Linked DNA regions of Homo sapiens: region 1 is linked to region 2. The links are chromatin loops, found by intact Hi-C in ENCODE. Cell type or tissue: transverse colon. All regions are shown on one strand.

The links. Hi-C counts contacts between places; a loop is a spot of excess contacts. Peaks named below come from ENCODE experiments on the same cell type or tissue, not always from the same donor. Only the 100,000 strongest peaks of a DNase experiment are listed, where the experiment ranks them.
Region 1: it touches region 2 in a loop (12-fold over the local background); 2 of 110 quality-filtered maps call a loop at or near these places.

What each region holds. Positions count from the first base shown.
Region 1 is chr5:156,634,360-156,642,359 of GRCh38, forward strand. The region is part of intron 6 of SGCD (sarcoglycan delta); the gene reads left to right. Among named protein-coding and RNA genes, the nearest start is that of PPP1R2B, 210 kb to the right of the region's middle. In transverse colon, no CTCF peak of the experiment used is centred here; no DNase peak of the experiment used is centred here; H3K27ac peaks cover 2,089 bases.
Region 2 is chr5:156,697,575-156,705,574 of GRCh38, forward strand. All of the region lies in intron 7 of SGCD (sarcoglycan delta), which reads left to right. LOC105377673 (a long non-coding RNA gene) reads right to left here. Exons shown (of 5, transcript XR_007059015.1): 5 at 6,624-6,701. Among named protein-coding and RNA genes, the nearest start is that of PPP1R2B, 150 kb to the right of the region's middle. In transverse colon, no CTCF peak of the experiment used is centred here; no DNase peak of the experiment used is centred here.

The sequences.
Region 1 (8,000 bases), 63 kb before region 2:
ACATGTTTGCCTGTGTAACCAACCTGCACATCCTTGCACATCCTGCATATGTATCCTAGAAATTAAAATAAAACTTGAAGAAAAAACAAAGGAAAACAGCAACAACAACAACAACAACAACAAACCTCAGTTGCATTTTGCTGAGTCAGAGAAGCCAGACCCAGAACTCTTATCTACTGAATGATTCTGTTTATATGATTTGATAGAAAACACAAAACCATAGGAGAATGGTGGAAGCCAGGATTTGGGGCTCAGGGGATGGATGGAATACAAAACGGGTAGCATGAGGGAATTTTTGGAGCGATAAAATTGGGCTGTATTTGCTTATTGTGGTAGATACATGACGCATGTATTTGTGAAAACCCACAGATCTATTAATATGCACCACAAAGAGTACATTTTCCTTTATGGAAACAACTAAACAAACATCAAGGATATGCAAAGGGCCTTCCCACCTGCTTGAAATGGAGAGGAGAGGAAAATACAGAAACACAAATTGATGTTTTAAAAAATTACTAAGCCGCAGACAAAGCTAAAGAGATGGGTTATGTCAGATTGTCATATTAAATAGCGGAACTTCCTGGCTGGATGCAGTGGCTCATGCTTGTAATCCCAATGCTTTGACGGCTGAGGTGGGAGGACTGCTTGAGCCCAGAAGTTCAAGACCAGCCTGGGCAACATGGTAAAACCCTCTCTCTACAAAAAAATTTTAAAAATTAACCAGGAATGGTGACATGTCCCGGTAGTCAAGCTACTCAAGAGGCTGAGGTGGGAGGATTGCTTGAGTTCCAGAATTTGAGGCTGCAGTCAGCTGTGATCACACCACTGCACTCAGCCTGGATGACAGACCAAGACCTTGGCCCTAAAAGTTTTTTTAAAAATGGGGCTTTCTGACATTTATGCAGCCAAAAGACACATGAAAAAATGCACATGATCACTGGCCATCAGAGAAATGCAAATCAAAACCACAATGAGATACCATCTGTCACCAGTTAGAATGGCGATCATTAAAAAGTCAGGGAACAACAGATGCTGGAGAGGATGTGGAGAAATGGGATCACTTTTACACTGTTGGTGGGACTGTAAACTAGTTCAACCATTGTGGAAGTCAGTGTGGTGATTCCTCAGGGATCTAGAACTAGAAATACCATTTGACCCAGCCATCCCATTACTGGGTATATACCCAAAGGATTATAAAACATACTGCTGTAAAGACACATGCACACGTATGTTTATTGCAGTACTATTCACAATAGCAAAGACTTGGAACCAAGCCAAATGTCCAACAATGACAGACTGGATTAAGAAAATGTGGCACCTATACACCATGGAATACTATGCAGCCATAAAAAATGATGAGTTCATGTCCTTTGTAAGGACATGGTTGAAGCTGGAAACCATCATTCTCAGCAAACTATCACAAGGACAAAAAACCAAAGACCACATGTTCTCACTCATAGATGGGAATTGAACAATGAGAACACATGGACATAGGAAGGGGAACATCACACATGGGGGCCTGTTGTGGGGTGGGGGGAGGCGGGAGGGATAGCATTAGGAGGTATACCTAATGTTAAATGACGAGTTAATGGGTGCAGCACACCAACATGGCACATGTATACATATGTAACAAACCTGCCGGTTGTGCACATGTACCCTAAAACTTAAAGTGTAATAAAAAAAAAATGGGGCTTTCTGTTGCAGGACACAGGGACTCATCAAAGGTTGTAAACCCAGCCAAAAATCTGTCACACTGGGCTTTGGGCAGTTGATTTGACTGCACTAAACTGGAGTGATTACAGGAGAAAATGAAGCTGGTAGAAAGCTATTTCACTGAGACCATTTAACTACAGGCTTACTCGTTTACTTACTTACTACTTACTGGAAAAGAAGTTATCCAGTATTGCAGTGGTATAGCTGATACTAACAGCTCATATGTCTCCCCTACAGAAGCTTCTTTTTCATTCTTCAGTTTTTCTGGCTTAAGTAAAATAGAATTCAAAATATCTGAGTTCCTGCTGCTTGTCTAGAAAAGTACAAAGACTCCCATAACAGGGTCCTTGGCTTTAAGTAGCTTATTTTGTGGAGAAGTGGAGAAAGCAAGACATAGTCAATGAAGACAATAAAATACATGCTCATCCAAGACATAAGTTAGGTATTATGGAAGCACAACACAGGGAGCAATTGGTGATAACTGAAGGGAAACCAGGGAAGGCTTCATGATGGAAGTGGCATTTGACCTGGGCCTTATAGGATTTGATGCACTATGGGGAACAAAAGGAAAGGAAAAGTACTTTCTGGCTGAGAACACTGTAAGCAAAGGCAAGGACATGGGAAAACCCAGCCCCACTCAGCAGTCAGTGAAAGGTACCTCAGTACATGAGAGCAAAATGTCCAGCTAAATAATCACTAAAAAGTGATTTTTAAATTTTGGTCAACTGGCTTACTACTGCCTAAAAGCTTTAAGTGAAGAACATGGCCATATGGAAATGTCAGTTTACTTCTCTTTCCTTCATCTTGGATAGAATGGTATTAAACTTTAGGCAGATTGAGCAACAAAATTCTCTTAAGGGGTCTCAAATAAATAATAAGTAGGGACTGTTTTTTCTCCCATAAAAGTAAGGTGATATGGTTTGGCTGTGTCCCTAGCCAAATCTCATCTTGAATTGTAGTTCCCATAATCACCACCTGCTGTGGGAGGGACCCAGGGGGAGGTAATTGAATCATGAGGGCAGTTAACTCCATGCTATTCTTGTGATAGTGAGTTCTCATGACATCTGATGGTTTTTTAAGGGGCTTTTCCCCATTTTGCTCAGCACTTCTCTCTCCTGCCACCATGTGAAGAAGGACATATTTGCATCCCCCTCCACCATGATTGTAAGTTTCCTGAGTCCTCCCCCAAGCCATGCTGAACCATGAGTCAATTAAACCTCTTTCCTTTATAAATTACCCGATCTTGGGTATGTCTTTATTAGCAGCATGAGAACAGACTAATTACATAAGGCCAATGGTAGACAGTTGCTGGCAGCTTCATGGTATCTGAGTGAACATATCTGAAGTCCCCTTGGTCTTTTTCTCATGGTCAGAAGATGAGATGACTCAGGCAGCTCCAGATATCATGCTGATATTCAGATAAAAACACTGAAACTAGCCACATCCTTACCCTCTTGTGGACAGTAAAACTTTCTCAGTGCTCCTCCCCAGTAGACAGCTACCTACATCTCTTTGAACAAAGTCATGTCATATGTCCACCCCTAGCTTCAAGGGAGTCTGGGAAAGTATTTAGCTGGACATTTTGCTCCCATAAATAATACTAGGATTTTCTTGGCCAGGGGAAAGGGGGAAATGGTTGTTGACAAGGAAATGACATGCTGGCCATACTGGGGATGAAGTCAGTGGACAAGGTAAAAAATTACATAATCAAAATTATCTATAAATCACCTATAAAGCATGCTCATTTTAAAGCTTTCGTAACAGGACTGTATTCCGAAATTAAATCATTTAAGTGTTTTAATGCTTTGAAACCTTCAATTCTTTGTCCAGATTTCTACTTGCTGGTTCTTAATTTTCAGGTCATCATCATCTTCATCTCTCGTAAATGATTTTGTAAGTTTCTCCAATTATTTTTTAGACAGTGTTTCTCTGTGGTCCTCAATTAATGTTTCAATTTCTTTCACCATAGGAAGGCATCACCACCCACTTGCCTGGCCACAGGAACAGCGTGTTCTACTTTTTCAAAGACCAGGAAATTCTTAAAATCATACACTTTTTTTTTTTTTATTTTACATCTCACTGGTATCCATTGACCATGTGAGTCTTGATTGCTGTCACACTGTGAGAGACACTTGAGAACTGAAATCTCCACTGAGGACACAGCGTATCATGGCTCCCATCTCACCCTCACTCCCAGGTGGAAGGGCAGGCAGAATCAATGTTCTTTTTAACTTGATCACATTGTTCATATTTATTCTCTCCCTCTCCCTCTACACTACTGGCCTGATTCTGGCCACCTGTCCCACTGAGGTCTGGAGGGGAGATATGGATGGAGAGCCACATTCACCTCATTCTTAGGACACACAGTGCATCATCTTTGAGAACCAGGGGGTCACCCTTGAGCACGGCTCTCTCATGATGATGTCAAGCAGCCTTCTCAGCTTATCGCTGATGCTTTGTTTGCCTATACTATCCTTACCTAGAGGCTGCCTTGTTCCAGAATTTTCCATTAGTGTTAAACACAACCAGTGAGTTGAAATTGTTTGTTATACTGTGCAGTTTTATTTACTATCAAAAACGATGTACTCATAAGAAACTGAAATGAAGTTGCTTGCTGCTTGGATGGTTCCTTTTGTTTTTTTTCAAGTTTTGGCTTAATGATACACTGAGCATGAGTTCCGGTCTATTGGTTTCCAGAGTAGAGTTTGCTTAATTAAACTACTTGTCTCTTCATATCTTGCCAGGATGTTTTTATACGTGAATCTTAAATTGCCCTGCAGTTTCAAATTCTACACAATGTTTAAAATGTGTACTTTGATGGTATTGCCAGTTCAGTTAAATTGTTAGAGTTTTCAAAAGAGAATGTCTTATTTTATCATTCTCCATTGTTAACCTTCAAATTATTGAATGATACTCATTTATCTTTCTGGCTTTACTGTCTATTCTTGTCTTCATCACTATCTTTTATCATAATAAAATATATCTACCATCTATTTTGATATGCCAGACATGTATAGCATTTTATGATATATTACACTTTAATATATATGTAATATATCTCATATATACATATGTGTATATGTGTATGTGTATATGTATGTGTGTGTATATACACACATATATAGTCACTAATCCTCACAATAGGTTTATGAGAGAAGTACTACTATTATTCCCATTTCACAAATAAGGAAACTGAAGCTAGAAGAAGCAAATTAACTTGTCCAGTATCATATTCCTCTTCACAGTCTTCATGGAGAACCCTGAACTTTAACACTCTGTTTTCAGCATTCACATGTGTCAAAATTCCCAGCCTAGATGAACCCAAACATCCACATTATGTATGCCTGTGTTCAGGCAACTGAACACATGCACCTCTGTGCAGCCTGTGCCACGCAGCAGGCTGGTGCCTATATAAAAGTGTGGTTACTAACCACCGCTAGGCCTTCGGTATCTGGTACCCAATATCCAATACCCAGCTACCTCATGGTATTTCTCTTGTCAAAAGGTTGTAACTCTTGCTATATTCATTTCTTCACCTTTTGCCTATTCTTGTGCCCACAACAGTCTGCCTTCAGCTTTTGATAGAATGTCTCTTGAGATGTGTCTTCCATGTTGCCAAATTCAGTAGACTTTTCTATTCCTCTCCTTAATTTCCAGCACTGTTTAACACAGATAAACTGTTCCCTCCTTCTTGAAATACATACTTCTTTCTCTTGGCTTCTGTGTTACCCCATTCCTGGTCTTCTTTCTACCTCTATTCTCATGTTTTTTTTTTCATTTTCCTTTGATGGCTCATCCTTCCATACTCAAAATTTAAATGTTGGAGTCCCTTAAAATTCTGACATTGGCTCTCCTTTTACTTTTACATTACTCTAACCATTGCTTGGATCATATCACCCTTCTCTTAGTGTCCACACTTATCTACCTGCCAGTGACTCCCAGTAATAGCACTTCCCCAGCAAAGCCTTCGCAGGTCCTCTGATGCTAGGCTAGCCCCTCTGCTCAGTGTTCCATCAGCTTCTTGTACTACTTCATAGCATTTACAACAGTTTCTCAGTCCTTTTTCCAATAGTGCTCTTCTGAGGAATTTTTCTTCAGGCTTTTTTCTTTTTCTTAATCACACCCCTCCCATGAAATCTTACTATCATAGATATACTAGATATCCGTTTATGTACTATGTGAAGTGTGCATTTATATAGCTGTTTATATATCTATATATTGCTATACATCTCTAGATATATATATACATTTGTGCTTTATACATAAATACAGTAAGATTTCTTTTGCTTCCCAAGAACCAGTTTTTGCCCCCTTGAAGATAACATCACCCCCATTGAAAATGCATGATTTACAATATCTGTTATTTTTAAAAATGGATTTAAATATTTTTTGCAATATCCACCTGTGTTGCTACAATAAAACTTATTAAGAGCAAAGATTATCTTCTTACTGAACATTGCCTCAGCATTGTGCCATTCACATAATAGGTACTTGTTAACTATTTATAGACAACAAATATTACAACAGGCAGAATGGCTGTAGATTTTATGTGCATTTTTAAATTTTTTTCTTAACTTGCAATTCCTAAATAAGAAAGCCAGAGCCTATTTTCCCCCACAAAATCATGTCTGACGTAGGCTCTACATAAATATTTGTTGAATGAATTAATTTTATCTGTACTTTTTGGATAAGAAGAATCTGTCCTGATTCCTAAAAAGAAAATATTTGGTATGTATCCTAGAAACTATTTGTAATGACTACAGATGTTTTGCATTAGAAGTTTATTAAATGCCAGCAGCAGCCTGGGGAGACACAATGGGATTAAATCACCTCAAGTGACTATTTCTACTGAAAGTTACTTTCTAGCATCTGTGTATTGTTCATGTCTGGGAAGATTTTCAGAAGCTGACAGCCACCTTCCCTGTGCTTAATCCTGACACTTGTGGAAACTCTGCATCCTCGTTGATCACTCAGTTCATTTTAAATCTTTGGTTAAACATAACGCAACTCATTTCCTTAAAAAGAATTTTTCACTGCCTATTACTTTTAGGAGAAGGCCACAAATTCATGTTAGGAATTAAATACAAAAATCTCTGTTTCTAAGGCATTTCCTGTGGTTAGTTGTCCCATAACTCACTCTTCTACAACTAACATATGTGCTGTAGAGAAGACTGGTTTGTAGGAAAATGGGTCTCAGATATTAAAGAGTATTTAAATATCAGATTGTAGCCATGTTTACTAGCCTGGACTTACAGAGACAAAAACTATATCTCACATATGTTGGAAATCTTTAAACAGTGGGAGCTACATGAAGATACCTTTAGCTAAAACTTTGGAGTAACCAGAAAATTATCTTGCACAGAAGATAGTGTTCATTACTCAAAGAATTATTAGTTTATTCATAATTTTTCAAAAATATTCCTGGTAAATATCATGGGAGATTAAACTTTCATTGTCATGGTTCTTGCTCCTTCCTAAGAAAAATATAGTTGGATTCAGAGCAGCTTCCTTTATTAAGTAAAGGCAATTTCTATTGTGACTTAAATATCAAATACTAAAAAAGCTGGATATTATTTGTGGAGTATAAAGTTTTAATGGGCATGGCTGGCTTTGAGCATTAATCACTTGGCTTTGACTGTCTATTTCATCTCCTCCCGTGGGCCCTGTGATCATCCTTCAGTCTGCTTGTCCAGCACATCACCAGATCCCATTAGTTTTTCTCTTAAATATTTCCTCAGCCATCCACTCTTCTCTATGCTTACTACCAATCATATGATCCCATCTACCACCATCTCTCTCCTGGCTTCTCTTTATTCACCCTTGCCTTCCTTAAGTGTCTTTTCCATGACATAATGTCTCAGTCATTCTGGGCTGCTATAGCAGATACTACAGACTGGATGCCTTAAAAAACAGAAATTTATTTTTTACAGTTCTGGAGGCTGGGGAGTCTGAGATCAGGGTGTCAGCATGGTCAGGTTTGGTGGGGTCCTTCATGTTGGCTTGCAGACATCCATCATCTTACTGTATCTTCACATGGTGGAGAAAGAGCACTAGTCTTTTTCTCTTCTTCTGAGGATGCTAATCCCATCATGGGCACTCTACCCTGATGACCTCATCTAAACCTAATTATTTCCCAAACGCCCCACCTCCTAATACCATCACATTGATGGCTAGGGTTTCAACATCTGAATTTTGGGGGGACACAAACAAGTAATCCATAACATGCAGCTACAGTGATCTTTGGAAAATGCCAGGTTGATCAAGTCAGATCCCCTGCTTAAAACCTT
Region 2 (8,000 bases):
AAGGAGCCCTGCCATGTGCTCATATACTACCTTGGAGTTTCTCTATCTCTGCCTGTTTCACACTCTATCATAATTGCCTCCTTACTGGTCTGTGAGCTTTGTGAAAGCAGGAATCACATTCATTATGTCCACTAGTATATACCCAGTTCCTGGAAGATAGTATTGGATGGACGGACGGATGGATGGATGGATGGATGGATGGATGGATGGATGGATGGATGAGTGGGTGGGTGGAAGGGTGGGCAGACAGACTGACGGATACATGCATGACCCACTCTCTAATATATAGTTTAGGATTTTATTTCCATGGGATAAAAACTGATGGAAGCAACAAAGAAGATGTTTCTCTCTCTCAAGTCAGGAGAAAGAGGGGAGGAAGTCACAACTCAGATTAGTCATTTTGTGTTTTCAGAATCTTAATTTTTTTGAGTAGTGTGTAATGAAGGTTTTCTCTGGGCATAGTGGCTCATCCACATTTGCTATTATAATTGACCTAGCTCTGCTGTCCTGCTGCTTTCCCTGCTTGTTTATAAATTGGAGAACAACTTTCAACTTGGTGGGAGAGCTGTAGTCTAATAGGAACAGTAAAATGGCAGTATGTGTAGGACAATTTAGAAACCTCATTTCAGCTCAGATGGAATGACCCACACTTTCTAGGCATGAAATCACTCATAAGAACAGAACCAAACAGAATAAGAACTTATTTACAGGACCAGCAGTCTCTAAGCAGGCTAGGGGCAGATATGACATGTTGAAAAAGTAAAGATTTCTCTGGCAACTGCCTCTTCTCTTTCTGTTTTCTCCCTCATGGTTCTCACAATGATCTCACCTTGCTACTAACTCAGTATCTCAAGCCCAGCTTTAAAATATTCCAACCCTTTAGCAAAGTGTAGCAATCAGCTGGAAGGAACCTCGGAGGCCACATGGCCCAACCTGCTGCTAATGCAGAACAGGAGTCCCTTCCACGGGTATTCTGAACAGATGGTATTCGGCTTGTGCTCTGTGCATCTCTAGCAATGATTATGCCTTACTGCAGGAGACAACTGATTTCCCTGTTGGAGGATGACTTGGAAAGTTTGCTTCAGAGAAGCAGAGTCTTAAAGTGCACAGCTCTGGAGACATACCAGCCCTGGAGTCCTGGTTCTGCTCCTAACCCATTGTGTGTCCTTGGGCAAGGTACTTAGCCTAGGTAAGCCTCATTTCTCTGTCTGTACAAGAGAAGTCAGTAATATCCGGCTTATTATATTTTGAAAACTAAATTAAAATACACACACACACACACACACACACACACACACACACACACAGCATTTAGTATGTTGCCTGGAACATAGGAAATATCCAAAAAGTAGTAGCTTAAAAATTAAACAAACCAAAGAGTTCTAAAAACATTGCTAAGATTGACATGACATTTGCAGACAGAGGTTAAGAACAGAATAAGCTCCAGCTACCATGACTGTTAAAGTCATCCCAGTATCTTATTCTGCTCTGTGTGGCATCCCGTGACTCTACCTGGATTTGAAATTAAACATTCTGAACACTTTCTTAGTGAAAGAGAGTTAAGGATCAAGACTTACTCAGCAGAGACACTTTTGTATGAGAAATTGCTTGATGGCTGTCTAGACACAGACAGGATTTTTCTTTTTTAATGGGAATCAGGTATAGAGTGGGGTATCTATTTTTTTAAGGGAAAAGTGGAGTAGAAGAAGGTAAAAACTCCTGAGGTCCTGTCTGTGCCTCTGAGTCATCTTGCTTTGGCAAGCCTGTGGTTAGTACCACCACTGCTAGTGAATACTACTTAACAACACAAAATCAAACAAATTAGTTTAGAAGGAAAGGCTGTTCCTTTACTATCAGTACCTGCATGCGGAGTTTGATGACTACAATTGTGATTTCAGTTCATTTTTTTTTTTCTATTTCTAAAGCTTGAAATTACCTAGCCAGTCAAGGTGATAATTGGAATCTCTGCCCAATCTCTAAAAGAAATTGACTTGTTCTTCTCAAACAAAGGACTATTGTTTTTGATTTTTCTAAATTTCCTTGAATTATAATCAAGAGGTATATTTACAAGTAAGAAGACCATGCATGACTTAGGACCTAGCTGTCAGTTCAGGAAACCAAAAAAGAAATAAGGTTTATAATGACGACAAGATCCACAATCACTCACTTGTACTTCCTGAAAGGTGAGACAGCACCAGACCCTGTTCTTTAGAGTAGCTCTGAGATATAGAGGAGAGAGCTCTTGAGAAATATTCAAGTGTACTTTGATGGGTGCAGGGGACAAACCCTTTTCAATGTTTACTGTAGTGGCATTGATCAAGATCCCAGGCACTCCCTACAAAAGTGGCATTTAAGAGAAGTAGTAGCTAAGTGAACAGTGGGGGAAAGTGTTTAGTGGGAGCAGAGGAGGATCAGAGACAAAAGAAGGCATGAAGAAAGAAGTCCAATCTGGTTGGAATGTGGAGGGTGGTCTTGACTATTGCCTGTCCCTACTCCATCATTCCCGCCCAACTAAACTCCATCCTCAGTCAATCTAATTCTTTGTCTACCCTCTGTCTTCACTGGGGCAGTAGACAATGGCCAAAGAACAACATACACTCATACTAACTAGTCTCTCTTTAACGTCATGATTCCTAACCTCAAGTGGGTTGACAGTACAGTCCAGAGATCCTCCAACATGTCTTCGGTCTGTTCTCTGTTGTACCCTCCAAGAAAGCTACTGCATACCTCTCCTTTCTCTTCAAACCTTCAATATTTTCTTGCTATACCTCCTTCTCTTCTTGGTAGCTTTGTTTCCTTTTTCATGGGGAAAATATAGGTGTGGTCAAAAGATAGCTTCCATACATTCCAACCACAACATCTACCTGTGTGACTACCATCTACTTTCCTCCAGTTACCAGGATAAACTGGCCATGTTCCTCTCTAAAACATCTTCTCAACTCCTGCAATGAATCTCATTCCTTTGCACCTATTCAAGGATGTTATTTCAACAGGCACCTACTGTCCCCTCACCTGTATCTTTGACTTTTCCCCCAGATCATTACCATCAGTTGTAAAATATATTCTCATCCCCTATAAAAAAAATAATGCTGGGCATGGTGGCTCACACCTGTAATCCCAGAACTTTGGGATACTGAGGCAAGAAGATTGCTTGAGGCTAGGACTTAGAGACCAGCTTGAACAACCTAGGGAGACTCCATCTCTACAAAAAATAGAAAATTAGCCAGGTGTAGTGGCACACCCCTGTGGTCCCAGCTTCTCAAGAGGCTGAGGCAGAAAGATCGCTTGAGCTTAGGAGGTCGAGCCTGCAGTGAGCCATGGTTGTGCCACTGCACTCCAGCCTGGGCAATGGAGTGAGACCTTGTCTCAAAAAAAAAAAAAAAAAGAGAGAGAGAGAAAGAAGAAACCTTCCTTAACTTGCATATCTCCCCTTGCAATCACCTCATTTATCTGTACAGATTAATTATCTCATCTGCTTTCATGGTTTTAAATACCATCCCTCTGCTGATGACTCTTCATTACTTACCTGTAGCCCAGGACTTCTCCTGTGGACTGCAGATTTGTATGTGTGGAGTCCATGGGAATTGGATTTCCAACAGGTAAATCAAATGCTAACTTAGAACTTCTGTTTTTTCTACCAAGCCTGATTTGCTACTGTCTTTGCTGTCTCAGTAAATGGCAATTATGTTCTTCCAGTTGCTCAGACATGCATAAATAAATAAATAAATAATATTCTTTTCATGCTTTACATTTTTTTGGTCAGAAAATCCTGTTATTTCCATCTTGAAAATAATATCCAGCATCTGACCACCTCTCATCATTGTCACTACTACTCTACTGTTCAAGCTGTCATTATCTCTTGCCTGGATTATTGTATTGTAAATCATCTTCCTTCTTCCACAATTGACTGTTTATGCTTTTTGTGTTTCAGTCAAAGTCAGATCTTATCAGTTCCTTGCTCAAAAGTATCTAATTGGGGATGGGGGACACTGGTGATAGAGAAGGGAAGAGAGGCAGGGGAGGGAAGACCAGAGGCAAAGAGACTAAGTGTTTTTAAAGAATTAGACCATCATTCTCAGTAAAACAGAAAGCCTCTGAAGAGATTTAACAAGAGACTCACCTAGATTTTCATTTTACAAGGGTGTTTTGATAATATGCGCAGACCTCAAAAAACAGTGTGAGGATTTTTAGTACCCTTTAAGATTTGAGAACTTGAAGATTCCCAATAACCAATATTATAATGTATGTTTACAAAAAAAAGCTAAAAGTGATAGCATCTGCATGAATTGACTATGGTTTTTCTTGAGGACATTAAATAGATTCAATCCTCAATTCTTAATGCTTTTATGAGAAGATATAACACACAAAAAATCAGATAGGTAGACTCAGAAAATCCATAGAACCAACTCAGTCTTATATTGTCAGATTATATTAGGGTTGCTTCTGTGATTTGAATCTCACAGACTTAAATGATGTTGCTCCCCTGTTTGCCTTGTATGTAAGAATGAGGCTTATGCAGGTAAAGTTCTTATCAATCAGTTGAAATTGCCTCATCCTTCTCTGGGTCTATATGCATTTATGCTGGTATTACAGGATGCAATTGATAATAAAATGTTGACTTAGTACTTTAACTATTGTTTACAACAGTGTTTAAGGGCTGGGTGACTAAAATTTGCTTCATTCATGCCACTGTGCCCTCTGCTTGGGGTTAATTTTCTACTCCTAAACATGGAGGCCTACATTTCTAGTCTTCCTTAACAAGTCCTTATTGCTCAGTTTAATATTCTTCTCTTTATGAACTCTTTTACCCTTTTATTATAAATTCTACCTGGGCATCAAGTTAATGGTACAGCCAAAATGTGGATACTTTTCCTCCCAAGCCATCCTCAAACATACTCAGGGCGGGGAAGCGTACTGAAACTCATCCTAATAAAACCAAAACCAAAAGAATCTAACTTTCTTTGGAAAATGAATCTCAATAAAAAGCAGTATGATTTTTGCTTTTTATTCATCAGGAAGCTGCCAAGTCAAATGGCTTTATACAGCTTCTTTTTCTTATGTGGCAATAGTTATATTTGAGGGGAAATTAAATATCCAAGTTTTAATAAAATGAGACTTTAATATTTTAATTTATATTTTTTGTTACCCTTCTTACTATGAGTGGGAGACAATTCTCATGGGCCTCTTGTATTTCTGCATGTCTTTTGAGTGAGGCATTAGCTGTCCTTTGTTTTAAACTATCTTCTCAATGATGTTGAAATGGTGAACAGCTTTAAAATATATAGTGTTTCCCTCCAGAGCAAAGTGCAGCCATGCTTATTGCCCAGTGTAATGAAAATTACTATCTCCCTCCAGAGCAAAAGCCAGTAAAGTTACTGCCCATTAAAAAAGATTTGGTCTCCCTAAGCTCTGGGTTCTGCTCCTATAATATAAGCCACTGCATTTTTAGGCATCCATCTGGGCACATTTGTGTTTACCCCCACCCATGGGATTGGGGCAAGGGAAATTGACTCTGACATGATGTTGCTTGCAATGCTTGCTATGCCGCCAGTAATAAAGTCCCTTGTTTCTGACCTGGAAGTCTCATGTCTCCTGCTAGCATCCATGAAACTGTGTCAGGCTACCTTGTTAGCTTGCAAGGAGGATGAAATCTTAGATTCTTCACAGTTATTGCTAACTATGAAAAACATACTTTTAAATACCGTTAAAACAAGAGAAAATAAAACAGATTTAGAATCTATAGTGGGTGCTTCTGGAACATGAAACATATGCCTCAGAGTTTGCCCATACTTTTCTTTTATTTATTTCTTTTTTTTTTTTTCTTTTTTACTTAAGCTATCCCTCTGCCTGGAATTTCCTTCCTACCACACGTTTATCTAAGTCATTCAACACTGGCATTTGGAAAGCTTTTTGAATAGCATTACTTTTAACATGCATTTAAAAGATCAATGGCTCATGATGTGAAAACTGATTGAAATAAAGGGATTTATCCTTAGTTACAATTTTATACCATGCTAGGCAACGCTTTTACTAAGAAATGAATCATTTATTCTTTTACTTGAACATTTATTATGTACCTAGCTTGTGCCAGGTAGTGTGTTGAACCTTGAGGATACAGAGATAAGAAATTCTCCATTTGATGAAGCCCAGGAGCAAATGAATATAAAATAACAATATAATTATGTGAAAAGTTCTGTGACAATATAGATCTTATAATTTTCTCCCACCATGTATTAATGCCTTCCAGAGAGCAAGAGGTGGAGCCCCACAAACCATGGCTTTGAGCTGCTTTTGTGGCTCAGTGTGTAATGTTGTGGTACCCTATGACTTTTAACCTGCCATACCTTCTTGTTTCATTGTCATATACCACTGAGGGAGGAATGAACCACCATATAGACACTTATCAGTGAGAACTCTGGTTGCAAGTGAAGGAACACTGAAATCAAGTGGACTCTTAAAAGGGTGGTGGAAGGTAACATTTGGCTCACATCACTGAAATATGATGTGAGAAGCAAATATTTTGATATTGAATGTCCAGACACTTTTGGATCCAGGCATTTAAATGATGTCATTGAAATTCCACTTTACTCTTTCCTTTCCCAAGTTCCGTTTTCCCTCCTGTGGCTTCCATTCTCAGGAAGGCTCTTGCATAGTTCTGTCCAGATATCCGCCAGGCTTCTATCCTATCATTTCATTCATCTCTGAAAGAAAGAGAAATAATCTCAACAATTCCAATAAAAATTCTGGTCATAAGTCCCAGTCACGTGACTTGGATCACATGCTTATTCCTAAATAAAAATGCCTAGCTAAGGGAGTCTAGTGCTTAGATTTGCCAAGGAAAGGTCATATGACTCTTCCTGGAGTTTGAGGGAAAAGTGGATCCACTCCAACCATGTAAGCTGAACATGTGGAAGAGGTGGAGCCCCACAGAAATTCAGTTTGCTATAGCTAGATGAATGGGAAATGAATACTGGGCAGGTAAAAACAACAGATGCCTATTTGCCTAAAGATACTTTTTATTCAAAATGTTCAAATATAGAAATTATATATAAAAATATCTTGAAATCACAAAATAGAAAAGTGGTTTATTCGAATATTTTAGTAAAGCAGGTATCAAGCAATGACAAGATACAAAATGGTATCTTCGTTTTATATTGCTTTAAATTTTGGTCTAAACTGTATAATATTAAAATACAGTGAAATATTAGCTGCACATTTTCCCTCATTTTATTATTTTTTAAATTCAGCTAATAATACCTATAGGATGCCTATGTGGTTATGCTCAAAATACTGCCATTCACCTGGTGGTAGCTTGCCTAGATTAAAAAAAAAAAAGAAAGACTTTCTAAAGTACTAACCAACCTCAAAACCCTACCCAACTATTTTTTTCCCTATTAACATCAACCCAAATAACCAAATCTGATGTGAAAGTTTGAGATAGTATGGAAGAAGAGAAATGACATCTTAGCTCTTCCTTGAAGGTCTGTAATTTACAACAATTCATGCATAATAATGATTCAGCAAATTTTATTAAAAACTTCTCTATATAATATACTGTTATAGGTATCCTTAATATAAAGTAGGTACTTTCTCAGATATTAAAGTTCTAATTTATAAATCGAGACATCTTTTTATTACAATTTTATAAGTAAATTGCTAAAGAAATTCACTTGTGATAATAGAAATAAGGATATCTTTGGCAAATTGTACTGTTGCAAAATATATTTGCTACATTTTCTGGGAGGAAATTTATACTGTCCTGTCCATGTCAGGGAATCACGTGATTTGCTTTGACTGATCAAGTATGAGCTAAAGTGGCACATGCAACTTCTAACCAGAAACTTTAACAGCCGTTGGTTGGTTTTGCCATTTTCTCTCTTCTCCTCTGCTGGAATATCAGCAATTGTCTTCATATGTCATTGAAATACTGGGTCCTTGTTATTATGACATAACAACCTAAACTGACTGATACAAATCCAAAGATTTTAGAAGATACTATA